Linked DNA regions of Homo sapiens: region 1 is linked to region 2. A link is a loop called in an ENCODE intact Hi-C map of the cell type or tissue named here. Cell type or tissue: Calu3. All regions are shown on one strand. Links, peaks and the distances in the headings refer to the core of each region. The heading gives the core; the rest is flanking DNA. Region 1 overlaps CDKAL1 (CDKAL1 threonylcarbamoyladenosine tRNA methylthiotransferase). Region 2 overlaps CDKAL1 (CDKAL1 threonylcarbamoyladenosine tRNA methylthiotransferase).

Region 1 (9,880 bases), core at 1,112-9,111, 64 kb before region 2:
TATGTTGATCTCTGTAGTGTAGGCACTTATTATAATACTTAAAAAAAGTCATTTTTGCAAGGCTTGTTTACAATGAAATCCAATATTTGCCAATGTGAGGCAATATCCCTAGGAGTTAAATCTGTGTTAAATCTCATCGCAGCTTTTACTGCAATTTTTACTGATTCAGATGATTGTTTCTGGGGGACTTCTCTAAGCTTCCACAGATCCTGTTACTTAGGGTAATGTCTTCTCCAAGTGATACTCTGTTATTCAAAGTAGGACTGGAGAGAGTAAAAAGAGGTTCTGGTAATAAGAAAGACTTTCTATGGACTTTATTAATAGAAATAGAAAACAATTTCCTATTTTCTGAGGGATTTTTTTTGGGAAAAGTAAACTTTGCCTTACACTTGGGCATTTGTTGAGTTGCCAGCTAACATCTCTTAGCGGGGAGTTGGTAGATAGGTTCTATTTAACCCAGTGTTTTTCATGCTGTTCTATTCACCACTGCATACTGCTTTGCCTTGCCGTGAAGTGTACTCTTTTTACCCAATTCCTCATTTTCATATTTCTGTTTTCATAGTATCTTGTTAGACTTTTACTTCTTGAGTCAGATGAAGAAAACTTAATCAGTATTGATGTCTTCAGTATCATAAATATCTGTAACTCTTACTTTGAATGTAAGAGTAATGTTCTGATTACTGCTAAGATTCTACCAAATTGACTTTCAGTACATATTGATGTATTTCTGGAATGAATGTTCCTGTGATCTTGGCTTGCAGATGAAAACCTTAATATTTGAATCAGACTGGTGCAATGTGGAAAGACAAAATACACACTTGAAATATTTGCATGATAATCTACGGAACAAAAACATTTAGTGGGAGTGGTGGTAGAACGTTTCCAGGATCAACACTTGAATGCTGTGAGAGAACTATTTTTTTTTTTAATGGATGGCAGGTGGCAGAGTTGAAAAACAGGTTTTTATAATGGAAATGCTAAGAGTCTTAGCTATAGGAGTATGAATGGTATTGTTACAATAGATATAATAGATGTATTGCATTATCTTATCTCATCAGACACTTTTGTTAGTAAAAGCGCCCCCCCCCACTAGTTTCAGTCTGCTCTTGCAGAGAATCACTCCTCTCAACAATTTTTGCTACTTACAAAATTTTTGAGATTCAAGATATCTTTAATCTGTCGAGTTTCAGCAGATTTAATAAGCATAAATTTATTTTATTAAAAATATTTTAAGTCAGGAAAGTAAGTATAGGAAACAGACCAGATGTAATTCAGATTACAGGATCTGGATTTGCCCCTTTAATGAATGTCAGCTATGCTGGCAATATTCTGCTGGTTTCCTTTTTTTTTTTTTTTTTAACATTACTACTCATATTTCACATTTGATTTGTTTTCAATATCCTTACTCTTAGGAAGGGGCTTAGGAAATTGAATTACATTTTATATGTTTAGTTCCTAATCTCATTCTTATTTTAATACCTGTTCAGATTCTTAAGGCTTTTTGTAAATAGGGGTCTGTGGTGTCTGTAAGTCTGGGGGCCTAGGAGGGAGTCTCACACAGGAGTCCGGTTTGATCACAGTGGATAGGGTACTCTACAGTGTGCTTAAAGGCAAGGGGGCTCTAAGAAAGAGCAGCCCTGGTCAGTGTGTTCTGAGAAAGCAGGGCAGTGTCTGAGAGGTGAGTTAAAATAGGAGTGAGTAGTCACCATTTTGGGATATTAGACAGGAAGTGCTTTCTGTACATGCAGGCTGGAAATGCACACAACCCTCCTGCCCCATCCGTGAGCAGTCCAGTGTGGGGAGAGGAAGGAAGGTGGGATGTGGTTGGTCATAACTGTGATCCCTTTTCTTCTCTATAATGCTGAGTGTTCACAATTGAGAACTGACTGGTGAGTCCTTGGTGAGTTAAGGCTTAAGCTGAGGTCCCTGGGTAGTTAGGTAGTTCTAAGAATGTATTTGTTCAATAGAACTTTTGAATAACTTCACTTAGCTAGCTTGTTAGTGCTAGGAACCCAAAGATGACAAACAGCCCATTCCTCTGAAAAACTGTGACTCTGGTGAGGTGCATAGTTATTTAGACCTGCCGGATGAGAATACCACTTTTCCCCGCACCAAATCTACCTGCTGGAGTGAATTTATTTCATGTAGACTCTGAGGTCCCTCTGTTGCTTTTGATAACGTGCTCTCATCTGAGGCCAGCTCCGTTACTTGTATACTCATCCTGTCTCCCCCGCCAAGGTCATTGCTCCTGCAGTTTTCTGCTTTCTCTGTTGGATCATTTTCCTTCTTTGCTGGATCATTCCTATCATCAAACATTCTGTGATATATCCTACCTTAAGCTAATCTTGTTTCTTTTTTTTTTTTTTTTTGAGACGGAGTCTCGCTCTGTCGCCCATGCTGGAGTGCAGTGACATGATCTCGGCTCACTGCAAGCTCCGCCTCCCGGGTTCACACCATTCTCCTGCCTCAGCCTCCCCAGTAGCTGGGACTACAGGCGCCCACCACCATGCTAATTTTTTTTTATTTTTAGTAGAGATGGGGTTTCACCGTGTTAGCCAGGATGGTCTCGATCTCCTGACCTCGTGATCCGCCCGCCTTGGCCTCCCAAAGTGCTGGGATTACAGGCGTGAGCCACTGCGCCCGGCCGATAATCTTGTTTTTTGACACCACATTCTTACTCTCCAACTTCCTGATACCACGTTCTTCCTCTCCAACTATTCCATTTTTTTCTTTCTCTGTAATAGCAAAATTCCTTGGAAGGACCTGCTGCTTCTCTTTCTGTTTCTAGTTCACTCTACGGAGGCCCTTTTACTTGAAAGTGCTCTCATCAAGTTCACCAATGACCTTTGCTTGGCCAAATGCAAATGCCACTTCTCAGTCCTTATCTTATATAGTCTTTGTTTGTTAGCATTTGCCACAGCTTTTCACTCTTTCCTTCTGGAAATACTGTGGCCTTCTGGACACTACTCCCCCTTGCTTATTGGTTCTCTTCCTATTTCACTGGCTGCCCCTTCAGTCATCTTTGCTGGTTCCTTCTTATCATACCGAAATGTTGGAGCATCCCCAAGGCACTTTGTTTTACTTTTCCACCTATACTCACTTATTTGGGTTTTTATAGAGTCCCATAGCTTTTAGGTACTTTCTCTATGCTGATGCTTTTTTTTTTGGAACCCTGGGCTCTCTGCTTACATATCATCTGAATTTGGATCTTTAAAAGGCATGTCTATTTACCATGTCCAAAACTACTAATCTCCCCCACAAATCTGTTGCTCCATGTTCTTCATATCTCAGTAAAAGGATTCTGAGTCTTTTCAGTTGCTTGAGCCAAAGACTTTGGAGTCAAGGATAACTACTTGTTTCCACATCACACACTGAGTCTATCAGCAAATCCTGCTGGCTCTACCTTTAAGCATATCCATAATCCTATCATTTTTATCACCTTCACTTAGGCTACCACTGTGGTCTAAGCCAGCATCATCTTGCCTGGATTATAATAGTTACCTGTTTTATCTCCTAGCTTTTCCCTCAACCATCTGTTTTCCACACAGTGATCAGAGATTCTTCGAAACCTAAGTCAGATTATTTTACTTTTCTGCTCAAAATTCACAATGCTGTCTAGTACAACTTTCTGCAAAAATGGAAGTGCTCGGCCAGGCACAGGGTGGCTCACTCATGTAATCCCAGCACTTTGGGAGGCCAAGGTGGGTGGATCACCTGAGGTCAGGAGTTCGAGAACAGCCTGGCCAATGTGGTGAAACCCCATCTCTACTAAAAATACAAAAATTAGCCAGGCTTGGTGGCCAGTGCCTATAATCCCAGCTACTTGAGAGGCTGAGGCAGGAGAATCACTTGAACCTGGGAGGCGGAGGTTGCAGTGAGCCGAGATCACGCCACTGCACTCCGGCCTGGGTGACGAGTGAAACTCTATCTCAAAACAAACATAAAAAAAGGAAGTGCTCTAATCTGTGCTAATATGGTAGCCACTGGCCATGTGTCTGTTAAGTACTTCAGATCCGGCTAGTGCAACTGAGGCACTGAATTTTAAATTTTATTTTAATTGATTTAAATGTAAATATCCACATGAGTGGAAGCCAAGATTTATATCATGTTCTGAGGTTTACAAAGGCCAGATGAAGTGAACACCTTTTCTACTTCTCTTGACTTCATCTCCTGCTACCACTGCCGCCCTCATTTTCTTGCTCTTCTTTGAATATACCAAGCATATGCTTGCACTTGCTATTCCCTCATGCCTGGAATGTTCTTCCTCCAGGTGTTTTTTTTTTTTTTTTTTTTTTTTTGAGACGGAGTTTTGCTCTTTTTGCCCAGGCTGGAGGGCAATGGCAAGATCTCGGCTCACTGCATCCTCTACCTCCCGGGTTCAAGTGATTCTCTTGCCCCAGCCTCCTGAGTAGCTGAGATTACAGGCGCGTGCCACCACGCCCCGCTAATTTTTGTATTTTTAGTAGAGACGCGGTTTTGCCATTTTGGCCAAGCTGATCTCGAACTCCTGACCTCAGGTGATCCACCTGCCGCAGCCTCCCAAAGTGCTGGGATTACAGGCATGAGCTACCACGCCTGGCCTCCTTCTTTTCATTTTAGGGGATGAGAGTTCGAAGCTAACAGATAATAAAACTTATAAATTATCTACAAACCAAGAATCTGAATTGTTGAAATTTTCACTTTACAAGAGAAGATCTAGTTAGGTTTATATGATAATCTTGAACTGCTACAAAACAGATGCTGTGGGCTGGGCATGGTGGCTCATGCTTGTAATCCCAGCACTTTGAGAGGCTGAGGTGGGAGGATCGCTTTAGCCCAGGAGTTTGCCACCAGCGTGGGCAGCGTAGTGAGACCCTATCCTTACAAAAAATTAAAAAATTAGCTGGGTGTGGTGGTGCCCACCTGTAGTCCCAGCTACTCTGGAGGCTGAGATGGCAGGATTTCTTGAGCCCCAGATTTTGAGGCTGCAGTGAGCCATGATCATGCCACTGTACTCCAGCCTGGGCAACAGAGTGAGACCCTGTCTGAAAACAAACAAACAAACAAACCGCCCCCCTCAAAAAACCAACTCAATACACCAGAACCAAAAACCAAAAAAAACCCCCAGAAGTTGGGTACTGTGGCTCATGCTTGTAATCCCAGCACTTTGGGAGGTTAAGTTGGGCAGATTGCTTGAGCCCAGGAGTTCGAGACCAGCCTGGGCAACATAGCGAGACCCTGTTTCTATGAAAAATATAAAAATTTAGCCAGGCATGGTGGCATGCACCTATGGTCCCAGCTGCTAAGGAGGTTGAGTGGGAGGATGGCTTGAAGCCTGGGAGGTGGAAGTTGCTGTGAGGCAAGATCATGCCACTGCACTCCAGCCTGGGCGACAGAGCAAGACCCTGCCTCAAAACAAAACAAAATAAAACAAAAACACCACAAAAACCAACCAAACAAAAAATTGTTGCTGTGGGAATATTTGATGGGTTTAATACTTGTTAATATCCAGTAGAGATAATTAAGGCTGATCCTTGATTCCCTTTCCCTAGCATTTTATTGTGGTTCATTTAGGTGTTCTCAATGTTGAGTGAACTTTTCAAAAATACTCTTCCTTCTCTATAACCCAAAGAGTATATTCTTCAAAGCTACCTTCTACATGACTCCCTCACCCAAAAATTCATCTTTGTTTCTAGCAGCCTACGCTACTCATTTCTTTGAGCCCACCTTTGAATTTAGGACTTGTAAAATTATAAACATTTATAAATGTTTGATCTCTATGTCCATGGAACAGCTTTAAAAATCTTCTTTAATCTCTGAGATGAGGCAGTCAAGAATAAGGCATCTTCGATTACAGAATCTCTTTGAAGTTTTCTTTCTATTTCAGGTTTTCCCTCTAGCACTCCTACGTTCGGTAGCTCTAAGGTGGATTTTTTTAATTAATCTTTTTCCTTTTTGCTTAGGTATCCTTGGCAGTCTTTCAAAAGTTAAGAGGCAACATTAGTAAAATTATACTTTCAAACTTTATCATTTTCGAACTCTGTTTCTCTAGTAAGTTAATGAGCTAGAGACCTCCTTTTAAAATAATCTCATCTATTTTACATTTTAATGCTGTTTCTGTTGTAGATATTACAGTCCTAAAAATGTGTTATTTTCTTAGAGTAGACTGGAAAGCTCAAATTAATCAATATGTCTCCAGCCTAGCTACCATCCATTTCTGTTTTATAGGATTATATACTTGTTTATTTTATAAAATGGAAAGTTTGAAATCTTATAATATTTTCATTTATGGTTTTATGTGAATCAAACAGTCTTGGTTCAGGTGATTTAAAAATATCACTACAAAAAGGAGATATCTTGCTTATTTTTCATTCATGTAGTCCTGTGTGAAATTATTGGTGGTCTTTCTGTCTCCGTGAACATCTGCAGCCACACAGAGAAATTTTATTTGCCTTTTGTTATCAGATTCACATATTATGAATGTTGAGGCTAGATATCATTGATATCATTGATTAGAACCATTAAAATACTAAAGATACTAGTAAAGAAAAAGATACTAATGACAAAAAAATACTAATCTTGCATATTAATCTTGTTTTTACTTCAGTGTTAGTAAAAACACTAGTAAAAAGCAGTTAGTTACTTCCTTTTTATTTTGTATTTGACATTACACACACATGTTCTGCACGTTCTGAGAAGAAAGTGTCAGATTGCTTCCTGTTTGAGTTTAGATGCAATCGCTAGTCTTGCTGAAAGCCAATGAAATTGAAAGGCTTAGCTTTGTAAGTAGAATTTCTGTTTCTTTAACTCTATAGTTGATAATATTGTTTCTCAAGTTTCCTTTGGTAGGTATTCTCAGGGAACGTTCCAGGATCTTGTAATACTTCTTGTTTGATTAGAAAATGATTCATTACGTGCCTTTCAGCTCTTTAGGAAAGTGGACGGCCTTCACATCAGTGGGATTGAATTCAGAAAAAGAACATACTACTAAAAGTACTTTTGTAATTATTTTATTAGTTTTTCTCATATTATTAGTTTTTCTCATATTTCAGTGAAATTTCTTATATTATTAGTTTTTCTCATATTCAGTGAAGTGCTAAAAATGATGTCCAAATTTATGTTTAAAGTTTCACAGAGTTATACACTGACTTTAAAATTGCATTGCTTTATTTTAAGGATTAGAGAAATGGTAGTGCACGGGTTAAGAATTTGGGTGATGGCACCAGGCTGTGTAAGTCCAAGAGCCACTTTGCTTGCCATGTGACTTTGAGAAAGCTGTTCCATCTCTTTGTCCCCAGTTTTCTCATTTATAAAATGAGGATAATAGTGCTTATTCCATATGACAGTTATAAGTAGTAAATGAATTTAAATGAAAATATTTAAGGTACTTAAAAGTGCTCATATAAGTAGTAGGCTGCTTATTGTATTGTACTAATATTAATGAAGTATTAACAGTTGTTAATACTGTGTTTTAATTCTTGCTCTTTCATTTGATAGTCATATGACTGTCCCCAGGTTACTTTACTTTCAGTCTCATTTTTCATCTTTAAAAACAAGATTATATTATGTTGTATCTAATAAGGCCATCATGATGATTCTAGACTAGATATGCAAATTACCTACTATGCACAGAGTAAGGGCACCATAATTTTATTTTTTTGTTTTTATTTTTTATTTATTTTATTATACTTTAAGTTCTGGGATACATGTGCAGAATGTGCAGGTTTGTTCAAAACATAGGTATACACGTGCCACGGTGGTTTGCTGCACCCATCAACCCATCATCTACATTAGGTATTTCTCCTAATGCTATCCCTCTCCTAGCCCCCCACTCCCCAACAGCCCCCGGTGTGTGATGTTCCCCTCCCTGTGTCCATGTGTTCTCATTGTTCAACTCCCACTTATGAGTGAGAACATGCAGTGTTTGGTTTTCTGTTCGTGTGTTAGTTTGCTGAGAATGATGGTTTCCAGCTTCATCCATGTCCCTGCAAAGGACATGAACTCATCCTTTTTATGGCTGTATAGTATTCCATGGTGTATATGTGCCACATTTTCTTTATCCAATCTATCATTGATGGGCATTTGGGTTGGTTCCTAGTTTTTGCTATTGTGAAAAGTGCTGCAATAAACATACATGTGCATCTGTCTTTATTGTAGAATGATTTATAATCCTTTGGGTGTATACCGAGTAATGGGGTTGCTGGGTCAAATGGTATTTCTGGTTCTAGATCCTTGAGGAATTGCCACACTGTCCTCCACAATGGTTGAACTAATTTACACTCCCATCAACAGTGTAAAAGCGTTCCTATTTCTCGACATCCTCTCTGGCATCTGTTGTTTCCTGACTTTTTAATGATCGCCATTCTAACTGGCATGAGATGGTATCTCATTGTGGTTTTGATTTGCATTTCTCCAATGACCAGTGATGATGAGCTTTTTTTCATATGTTTGTTGACCACATAAATGTCTTCTTTTGAGAAGTGTCCGTTCATATTCTTCGCCCACTTTTTGATGGGGTTATTTTTTTCTTGTATATTTGTTTAAGTTCTTTGTAGATTCTGGATATTAGCCCTTTGTTAAATGGATAGATTGCAAAAATTTTCTCCCATTCTGTAGGTTGCCTGTTCACTCTGATGATAGTTTCTTTTGCTGTGCAGAAGCTCTTTAGTTTAATTAGATCCCATTTGTCTATTTTGGCTTTTGTTGTCATTGCTTTTGGTGTTTTAGTCATGAAGTCTTTGCCCATTCCTGTGTCCTGAATGGTATTGCCTAGGTTTTATTCTAGGGTTTTTATGATTTTAGGTCTTACGTTTAAGTCTTTAATCCATCTTGAGTTAATTTTTCTATAAGGTGTAAGGAAGGGGTCCAGTTTCTGTTAGGGGTCCAGTTTCAGTTTTTTGCATATGGCTAACTAGTTTTCCCGACACCATTTATTAAATAGGGAATCCTTTCCCCATTTCTTGTTTTTGTGAGCTTTGTCAAAGATCAGATGGTTGTAGATGTGTGGCATTATTTCTGAGGCCTCTATTCTGTTCCGTTGGTCTATATATCTGTTTTGGTACCAGTACCATGCTGTTTTGGTTACCGTAGCCTTGTAGTATTGTTTGAAGTCAGGTAGCCTGATGCCTCCAGCTTTGTTCTTCTGCTTAGGTTTGTCTTGGCTATACGGGCTCTTTTTTGGTTCCAGATGAAATTTAAAGTAGTTTTTTCTAATTGTGTGAAGAAAGTCAATGGTAGCTTGATGGAGATAGCATTGAATCTATAAATTACTTTGGATAGTATGGCCATTTTCATGATATTGATTCTTCCTATCCATGAGCATGGAATGTTTTTGCATTTGTTTGTGTCCTCTCTTATTTCCTTGAGCAGCGGTTTGTAGTTCTCCTTGAAGAGGTCCTTTACATCCCTTGTAAGTTGGATTCCTAGGTATTTTATTCTCCTTGTAGCAATTGTGAATGGGAGTTCACTCCTGATTTGGCTTTCTGTTTGTCTGTTATTGGTGTATAGGAATGCTTATGATTTTTGCACATTGATTTTGTATCCTGAGACTTTGCTGAAGTTGCTTATCAGATTAAGAAGTTTTTGGGTTTTCTGAATATACAATCATGTCATCTGCAAACAGAGGTAATTTGACTTCCTCTCTTCCTATTCGAATACCCTTTATTTCTTTCTCTTGGCTGATTGCCCTGGCCAGAACTTCTAATACTATGTTACTATGTTGAATAGGAGTGGTGAGAGAGGGCATCCTTGTCTTGTGTGGTTTTTCAAAGGGAATGCTTCCAGCTTTTTTTTTTTTTTTTTTGAGACAGAGTCTCACCCTGTTGCCCAGGCTGGAGTGCAATGGTGCAATTTCGGCCCACTGCAACCTTCACCTCCTGGGTTCAAGCGATTCTCCTGCCTC
Region 2 (9,880 bases), core at 1,333-9,332:
AAAATTCCAAAGTACAATAATTTGCATTATTTATTCATTGTCATACTTCTTGAGGGGTCCTATGGTAAGAGTTATCTAGTGACTTGAAAATGACTGGGTAGAAGAATGTGCCAGGATATAAAGCTGGCATCTGATACAGATAGTTCAGATGGATTAGGATTATCTGTCATTAGGATTATTTATTTATTTTGAGACAGAGTTTTGCTCTTGTTGCCCAGGCTGGAGTATGGTGGCACGATCTCGGCTTACTGCAACCTCCACCTCCTGAGTTCAAGCAATTCTTCTGCCTCAGCCTCCTGAGTAGCTGGGATTACAGGTGCCCGCCCCCACGCCCGGCTAATTTTTTGTATTATTAGTAGAGATGGGGTTTCATCATGTTGGCCAGGCTGGTCTCGAACTCCTAACCTCAGGTGATCCACCCGCCTCGGCCTCCCAAAGTGCCGGGATTACAGGCGTGAGCACCTGCACCCGGCCCTTATTTATTTGTTTTGAAATAAACTAACAATTGCTAGTTTTTTTTTATCATTAGCTAGCAGACATCTGTGACATTTTCTTGTCTGCATAATATGGTTCTCATAGTATTGCTTTGTCATTTGAAATTCAACATTCATTCAGCAAATATTTAAGGAGTATCTCCCATGTAGCAGGCCCTGTAATAAGTGCTGGGGATATAGTTACGAGTAAGGTGTGAGTCTCAGTCCTAAATCTTTGTTAAATACAACAGTGAAGCTTGTTTCTTGAAGCTCATTTCTAACGATCACTATGGCCTTCCAAGCTTTAGGAGATTGGAGAAGCGCCATATGCATGTGGTCCCACACATTGCCCCTCTGTCATCCTCCCCTCACCCTTTACCTACTTGCATATTGTTTAGTGTGCCGTGACAATTTGAATGTCTACTCTGTGCCCATCACTCTGTTGGGATTTGAACGTTCAAGGAGCAGCAGATAAAAATGTATTCAGTATCTCTTAAATAGTAGTAAAGACAGGCCAAAAAATGAATGATTTTCAGTGTACAAGAATTGTCTACACACAGTCTGTTATAGGAATTCAGAGAAGAAAGAGTACTAGGATCAGATTGATAGTAGAGGAATATCACTCAGGTGGCATTGGGAATAATTTGGAGGATACTAACAGGAGGTAGGTGAATAATCTTTTCTGAGTTGAGTAGGGAAGTGACATAATTGATTTATGTTTTATATAAGGCACTCTGGCTGCTGGGTGGCAAATTAGACTATGGTCTGGGGGTAGAGGAAATGAATGCAAGAAATGAGTCAGGTTAGCAAGGATCATAGTATTCAGCTGATAAATAGTGTAAGTAGTTTCCATGCCTTTCATTGTTTCAACATTTTTTTTTTTTAGCTGGGCATGGTGGTGGGCGCCTGTAATCCCAGCTACTCAGGAGGCTGAGGCAGGAGAATGTCGTGAACCCAGGAGACGGAGGTTGCAGTGAGCGGAGATCATGCCACTGCACTCCAGCCTGGGTGACAGAGCGAGACTCTGTCTCAAAAAAAAAAAAAATATTTTTTTTTGCCATGTTTATAATAAAATACTGGGGGAATTTTTTTTTTTTTTTTAGATGGAGTCTTGCTCCATCGCACAGGCTGGAATGCAGTGGCATAATGATCTCGGCTCACTGCAACCTCTGCCTCCCGGGTTCAAGCAATTCTCTGCCTCAGCCTCCTGAATAGCTGAGAGTACAGGCATGCCCGCCACCACACCCGGCTAATTTTTGTATTTTTAGTAGAGACCGGGTTTCACCATCTTGGCCCAACTGGTCTTGAACTACGGACCTCATGATCCACCCTCCACAGCCTCCCAAAGTGCTGGGATTACGGGAGTGAGCCACTGCGCCCGGTAGAATTTTTTGGCGTGTGTGCCAAGTTACCAGAAACTCTGATGTGCTTACCAGTCCTCCCACCTAGTGCTCTTATTTGAATCTTTCTTCCTAGGTGGAGAATCTACACATAGACATCTGTATGTTCTCTTAGTTCATGTCATTTGATCTTAGCTTCTGTTCTTATACAGATACTGTTGAAGGTGCTGCAGTTTTCAATTTTGGTTTTCCTTTCTTTATGGTAATCCTATTTTAATATATAAGATCCTTTCAGGCAACTGAAGTATGCAAGAGGCAGGTGGAATAGTAGCAACTTTAGGTATTAAAAATTCATATAATAAATATGATGGGTTTGGATTATTTGTTGCATTGCCAGTGAGTTTATTATAGTATATAACAATATTTAATCAAAATGGTGATAGGAATAAAAGGCCCACTTTGAGGTAAATCATTAATTTTTAAGGCAGACAAGTTAGGTTTTTAAGAATTTCTCAAGCTGAAGAATATTCAGTGTACACTCTGTGCCTGAAAAAGCTTAACACATAATCCACAAAGGTGAAATTGATTTGATACTCAGAGTTAAGATTAGGGCAAGTTTCACTTTAGTTTGTGGAAATTATTAGATAGTACTGTCAAGCATTGAAAGTAAAGGAAGAGAATGCTTATCATTACATTTTAAGTGAAAAGATATAGCATAGATTACACATTTTTATATTTATTGTTCACAAATATTTCCATGTTCTAGCAATTTTCTACTGTGTTGTAATTGCCTGTTCATTTTACTCCACTGTTTTTCTCTCCCCTACCGCAGCAATCCCAGTGCCACTGGATATTTTTGAATGATTAAGTGTGCTACTTACTTCTTTTTTGTGTTCATTTTTTTAATAGAAAATGCATCCGATGCAGATTTATGGCTCCTGAACAGTTGCACTGTAAAAAACCCAGCTGAAGACCACTTTAGAAACTCAATTAAGTAAGTAGAAATTGATTTTTTCCTATTTTGTATAATCAAAGTAAGAATTGATACCAAAAGATTAGCTTTTTAAAAATGTCAATATAGATATTTAGTTTATATTAAAAAAGTATGAGTTGGACTTTTAAGATTATACTATTTTGAATTTGTCTGATACAGAATGATGCTTTTTTTATTTTTTATTTTTAAATTAAATTTACTTTAAGTTCTGGGGTACATGTACAGGATGTGCAAGTTTGTTACATAGGCAAACATGTGCCATGATGGTTTGCTGCACCTATCAACCCATCACCTAGGTATTAAGCCCTATATGCATTAGCTATTTATCCTGATGCTCTCCCTTCCCCCACCCCCTAACAGGCCCAACTGTATGTTGTTCCCCTCCCTGTGTCCATGTGTTCTCATTGTTCAGCTCCCACTTGTAAGTGAGAACATGCAGTGTTTGTTTTTCTGTTCCTGTATTAGTTTGGTGCGGATGACGGCTTCCAGCTCCATCTGTGTGCTTGCAAAGGATGTGATCTCATTTCTTTTTATGGCTGCATAGTATTCCATGGTGTATATGCACCACAATTTCTTTAGTCTGTCATTGATGGGAATTTGGGTTGATTCCATGTCTTTGCTATTGTGAATAGTGCTGCAATGAACATATGTGTGCATGTATCTTTTTAATAGAATGATTTATGTTCCTTCGGGGATATACCCAGTAATGGCATTGCTGGATCAAATGGCCTTTCTGGTTCTAGGTCTTTGAGAAATCGCCACACTGTCTTCCACAATGGTTTAATTAATTTACATTCCCACCAACAGTGTAAAAGTGTTCCTATTTATCCACAGCCTCGCCAGCATCTGTTGTTTGTTGACTTTTAATAATCGCCATTCTGACTGGCGTGAAATGGTACCTCATTGTGGTTTTGGCTTGCATTTCTCTAATGATCAGAGATGTTGAACTTTTTTTCATATGTTTTTTTGCTGCATAAATGTCTTTTGAGAAGTGTCCATGTGCTTTGCCCACTTTTTAATGGGGTTGTTTGTTTTTTTTCCTATATATCTGTTTACATTCCTTATAGATTCTGGATATCAGACCTTTGTTATGTGGATAGATTGCAAAAATTTTCTCCCATTCTATAGGTTGTCTGTTCACTCTGATGATAGTTTCTTTTGCTATGCAGAAGCTCTTTAATTAGATTCCATTTGTCAATTTTTGCTTTTGTCGAAATTGCTTTTGATGTTTTCATCATGAAATCTTTGCCTGTGCCTATGTCCTGAATGGTATTGCCTAGGTTTTCTTCTTGGGTTTTTGAAGTTTTGGGCTTTACATTTAAGTCTTTAATCCATCTTGAGTTAATTTTTGTATAAGGTATAAGGAAGGGGTCCAGTTTCAGTTTTCTGCACAAGGCTAGCCAGTTTTCCCAGCACCATTTATCAAGTAGGGAATCCTCTCCCCATTGCTTGTTTTTGTCAGGTTTGTTGAAGATCAGATGGTTGTAGATGTGCGGTCTTATTTCTGAGTTCTCTATTCTGTTTCCTTGGTCTATGTATCTGTTTTTACACCAGTCCTATGAAGTTTTGGTTACTGTAGCCTTGTAGTATAGTTTGAAGTTGGGTAGCGCGATGCCCCTAGTTTTGTTCTTTTTTCTTAGGATTGTCTTGGCTATATGGGCTCTTTTTTGGTTTCATATGAATTTTAAAGTTTTTTTTTCTAATTCTATGAAGAATGTCAATGGTAGTTTAATGGGAATAGTATTGAATCTACAAATTACTTTGGGCAGTATGGCCATTTTCATGATATTGATTCTTCCTATCCATGAGCATGGAATGTTTTACCATTTGTTTGTTTCCTCTCTTATTTCCTTGGGCAGTGGTTTGTAGTTCTCCTCGAAGAGGTCCTTCACTTCCCTTGTTAGCTGTTTTCCTAGGTATTTTATTCTTTTTGTGGCAATTGTAAATGGGAGTTCATTCATGATTTGGCTCTCAGTTTGTCTATTGTTGCTGTATAGGAATGCTTGTGATTTTTGCACATTGATTTTATATCCTGAGAGTTTACTGAAGTTGCTTATTAGGTTAAGAAGTTTTTGGGCTGAGACGATGGGGTTTTCTAGGAATAGGATCATGTCATCTGCAAACAGAGACAGTTTGACTTCCTCTCTTTCTATTTGAATACGCTTTATTTTTTTCTCTTGCCTGATTGCCCTGGCCAGAACTTCCAATGCTGTGTTGAATAGGAGTGGTGAGAGAGGGCATCCTTGTCTTGTGCCCGTTTTCAAAGGGAATGCTTCCAGCTTTTGCTCATTCAGTATGATATGGGCTGTGGGTTTGTCATAAATGGCCCTTATTATTTTGAGGTCTGTTCCATCAATACTTAGTTTATTGAGAGTTTTTAACATGAAGGGATGTTGAATTTTATTGAAGACCTTTTCTGTATTGAGAAAATCATGTGGTTTTTGTCTTTAGTTCTGTTTATGTGATGAATTATGTTTATTGATTTACATATGTTGAACCAGCCTCGCATCCAGGGATGAAGCCCACTTGATCATGGTGGATAAGCTTTTTGATGTGCTGCTGGATTCGGTTTGCCCAGTATTTTATTGAGGATTTTTGCATTGATGTTCATCATGGATATTGACCTGAAGTTTTCTTTTTTTGTTGTATCTCTGCCAGGTTTTGGTATCAGGATGATGCTGGCCTCATAAAATGAGTTAGGAAGAAATCCCTTGTTTTCAGTTGTTTGGAGTAGTTTCAGGAGGATGGCTTTTTGAAGGGTTTTTTGTGTGTCTATCTCCTTAAGAGTAATACTTTAATGGGAACTTTTCTAATAAGTAATTTCAGTATTTGTGAAGTTAGCTAATAGGTGATTTTTGAGTATTTGTTAAGTGTTAACTATGTGTTCTTCTCGGAGAATCAATGCATACTTTGTGAAGTTGCCTGACACAGTCCTTGCCTCTTTTCCCTGCCCATTAGCACTGTTCTAAGTGCTGCAGTACCTGGCTTTCAACGGAATTGCACTTTGTTGAAGGGAGGTGGGCATATTAAGTCCTTGCTTCTTTCTTTGTTCCCTCAAGTTAACGTGGAAGAAGTATCCTTTTTTCACATTTTCTCTGAATCTTATCTCCATGGATCTTCTTAGAAACCTTCTTCTAGAAATTATTTCCTCATTCCATATTTCCAACCTCTCCAACTCCCCTGGAACCTTTTCATTGGTATTTAAACATACCTGGGTCTAATCGGCCCCCTGTGCCCCTGTTAGCTATTGTCCTACATTTTTTCTTGCCTTCCCAGCCAGACTTTTAAAAATTCTTCTCTTCTTAATTTCATTCTTATACTCATTCTTTTTCCCCTTTATTGGTTTTATTGTGAAATATATTAAACATACATTAGCGTTTATAAAACACATACAGTTTAAATAATAATAAACACTTAAACATCTGCCACCCAGTGTAAGAAGTATAACATTGTCAAGACCGTAGAAACTGCCGTGTTTTCAATCATAACTCCCAAGAAGTAACCTTTATCTTGACTTTTGTGAGTCATTTCCTTACTTTTATTAGTTAATGTATCATCTATTAAGTATGTCTTTAAACAGTGTGTTGTCTTGTTTAGCCGTATTTTGAACTTTATCTGTTGAACTTATACTGTTTGTGTTCTTCTGAGATTTACATCTTTTTCTCAGCATTACGCTTTGAGATTTATTCATGTTAATGGGTGTAAATTCATAGAATTTGCTACAATTTATTCATTTTATTATTAATAGAGTTTTGAATTTTTCCCAGTGTTTTGCTTTCATGGACATTCCTGCTATGACTATTTTAAACATGTTTTCCGGTGCACATGTGTAAGAATTATTCTAGAATATGAACCTGGGAGTTGAGTTACTGGGTAACATATCTGTGTACATTCAAACTTTATTAGGTAACGCCAATTTCTTTTCACGAATGGATGTAGTAGTGTGCATTCTCACCAGTAATGGATGTGTGCATTTGTTGTTTTCCATTTTTGTCAGCACTTGATATGGCCAGACTTAAGTTTTTGCAAGTCTGTTGGTGATGATGGTATTTCGTTTTGGTTTTAATTTACATTTCCTTTTTTTCTTTTCTTGAGACAGGCTCTCACCCTGTCGCCCAGGCTGAAGTGCAGTGGCAGGATCTCGGCTCACTGCAACCTCTGCCTCTCGTGTTCAAAGGATTCTCCTGCCTCAGCCTCCCGGGTACCTGGGATCACAGGCGGGCGCCACCACACCCGGCTAATTTTTTTTTTTTTTTGAGAGGGAGTCTCACTCTGTCACCAGCCTGGAGTGCAGTGGGGCAATCTTGTCTCGCTACAACCTCCAACTCCCGGGTTCAAGTGATTCTCCTGCCTCAGCCTCTCGAGTAGGTGGGATTACAGGCGTGCACCACCACACCCAGCTAATTTTTGTTTTTAGTAGAGATGGAGTTTCACCATGTTGGCCAGGATGATCTCAATCTCCTGACCTCGTGATCCGCCTGCCTCGGCCTCCCAAAGTGCTGGGATTACAGACGTGAGCCACTGCGCCTAGTCAATTTTTTATATTTTTAGTAGAGATGCGGTTTCACCGTGTTGGCCAGGCTGGTCTTGAACTTCTGACTTCAAGTGATCCACCCACCTTGGCCTCCCAAAGTGTTGGGATTACAGGCATGAGCCACCGCGCCTAGTCAGTTTTTTGTATTTTTAGTAGAGATGTGGTTTCACTGTGTTGGCCAGGCTGATCTCGAACTTCTGACCTCAAGTGATCCACCTGCCTCGGCCTCCCAAAGTACTGGGATTACAGGCGTGAGCCACTGTGCCCGGCCTTTGTTGCATTTCTGTGATCATTAATGAGTTTGGGCTTTTTAAAATAGATCTATTGGCTATTTGGATTTTACTTTTTTGGTAAAATGGCTTCTCAGGTCATTTGTCTATTTTTCTGGTTTTTTTTTTTCATTTTAATCATTTATTTGTGGCCATATATTATGTGTCTTACATATCCTAATCCTTAGATATTATACACGTTGCAAATATCTTCTCCCAATTGTGGCTTATCTTTTCATTTTCTTTTGTGGTATCTTTTGATGAAGATAAATTCTGGTTTAAAGTTTATTAATCCGTTCTTTTTGGTCTGTGTTCTTATTGTTTAAGAAGTCTTTTCTTACTCTGAAGCTATTAAGATATTTTCCTATATTTTCTTCTAAAAGTTTCATGGTTTTACCTTTTACATTTAGGTCTATAATTCATCTAGAGTTGACTGTTATTATTTTTTATTATGGTATCAGAAGGGGTCCAATTTTATGTCTTTCTCTGTAGATAACCAATTGTTTCAGTATCATTTATTTATTTAAGTTCTATTCTTTCTTCTTTTATCTGTGCATTGCCCACCCTCTCATATGTTGAGTGTCCATAGATGTTTGAATCTGTTCTGGGTCCTCTATTTCATTCCTTTGATCTATTTCTTTATTCTGGTTCTTGTTCTACATAGTCATAAGTAGTACAGAGTTACATTAAGGCTACCTATTTGATAGTGCTAGTACCTTTTTGTTCTTCTTTAAGAGTGTATCTGTTTTTAAGTTGAACAAGGAATACTGTTGTGTGTTTGTGATTACATTTAATTTTTAGATGATTTTGGGGAGAATTGAATCTTCACAATTTTGAGTTATCCAACTCTTCTATCCTGACTTTTTAAGGATTGATTCTTTTCTTTCTATAGCTCTTGTGCATCTTTTAGACTTTTTTCTCCCAATGTAGATATTGAATTATTCCAGTGCGTTAAGAAAATAAACTTATTCTTTCTTCTTTTGCCTGCACAGTATGTACTTTATATTTTTATACTACTTTAAATGGTAAACTTTAAAAATTTTTTGTTTTCTGTTTTTACTGCCTTGGTCAGGGACTTAGTTGTAGTAGCAATGTGAAGGATGGTTGTGTGTAAGGAAGAGTATAGATCAGGAGTCCAGTGAGGACAGAGTGGTTGTAGTCCAGGTACAGAGGATCTCATCTAAAGTGGAGGTGTTCAGAATTGGAAGGAATACATTGACTTGAGATGGAAGAATTCTTTACATCAGGGGTCTCCAACCCCTGGGCTGTAGACGTGTACTCGTCTGTGGCCTGTTAGGAACTGGCTGCACAGCAGGAAGTGAGTGGTAGGCGAGCAAGCATTACTGCCTGAGGTCTGCCTGCTATTAGATCAGCAGCAGCATTAGATTCTTACAGGAGCACACATCCTATTGTGAACTGTACATGTGAGGGATCTAGGTTGTGCGCTCCTTATAAGAATCTAAACTAATGCTTGGTGACCTGAGGTGGAACAGTTTCACCCCAACACCACACCTCCCACCCCCGGTCTGTGGAAAAATTATCTTCCATGAAGCCGGTTCTTGGTGCCAAAAATGTTGGGGGGACCGCTGCTTTACACATTCCACGTTGTCCAAGATGACTCTAAGGTCTCTGGCTAGAATGAAGTGAGGAATTCTAGGAAGGGAGTTATTAAGAGATGACATGTTTTGGTTTTGAATGTGCTGTATTTGAAGTTACAGATAAATATTTTAATAAGATAATGAATATACTTGAGCTTTATTGAGTGTCTTCTATGTGACGGGCAGTGTTCTAAGTGCTTTAGATGAATTAGATATTATCTAGCTTAATTCTTGCAGCCTATCAATGAGTTGTAGATTCCATTTGTATTCCTGTTTTATAGGTGAAGCAGCATCTGTTTTACAGATGAAGGTCTCTAAGGCTGCTGTTCAGTTCATAAATGGTAGAAGTGGGATTTTAACCGAGGCAGTCTGACTAGAGTCTGTGCATTTAACCATTTTATTACTGTGCTTCCTAGATAAAGATGTCAAGTAAGTGGTTGCAGAATTGAGGCAGATATCAAAGAGGTCAACACTAGAAACACAAATTTAATATTGTTTGCATAGAGTTGATAGTTGAATGTGATGTCATCCTTAATTCAAAATGGTGGAAGGAACAGAGGAGTTCTTACCGGAGCGATGGCAAGAGGCAAGGGAAGGGAGGATGGAAGAGGGGAGTTAGGGTCAAGTTTAGGAGCAGAAGAAGGACGAATTAAACTAAGGCAGAGAATGGTA

What was found. Peaks named below come from ENCODE experiments on the same cell type or tissue, not always from the same donor. Only the 100,000 strongest peaks of a DNase experiment are listed, where the experiment ranks them.
Region 1: it touches region 2 in a loop (2.0-fold over the local background); 2 of 110 quality-filtered maps call a loop at or near these places.

What each region holds. Positions count from the first base shown.
Region 1 is chr6:20,582,706-20,592,585 of GRCh38, forward strand. The region is part of intron 4 of CDKAL1 (CDKAL1 threonylcarbamoyladenosine tRNA methylthiotransferase); the gene reads left to right. Among named protein-coding and RNA genes, the nearest start is that of CDKAL1, 53 kb to the left of the region's middle. RefSeq lists a silencer at 3,880-4,080. In Calu3, for the core only: no CTCF peak of the experiment used is centred there; no DNase peak of the experiment used is centred there.
Region 2 is chr6:20,646,571-20,656,450 of GRCh38, forward strand. It overlaps CDKAL1 (CDKAL1 threonylcarbamoyladenosine tRNA methylthiotransferase), which reads left to right. Exons shown (of 16, transcript NM_017774.3): 5 at 2,723-2,807. Among named protein-coding and RNA genes, the nearest start is that of CDKAL1, 120 kb to the left of the region's middle. In Calu3, for the core only: no CTCF peak of the experiment used is centred there; DNase peaks (open chromatin) are centred at 5,781 and 6,035.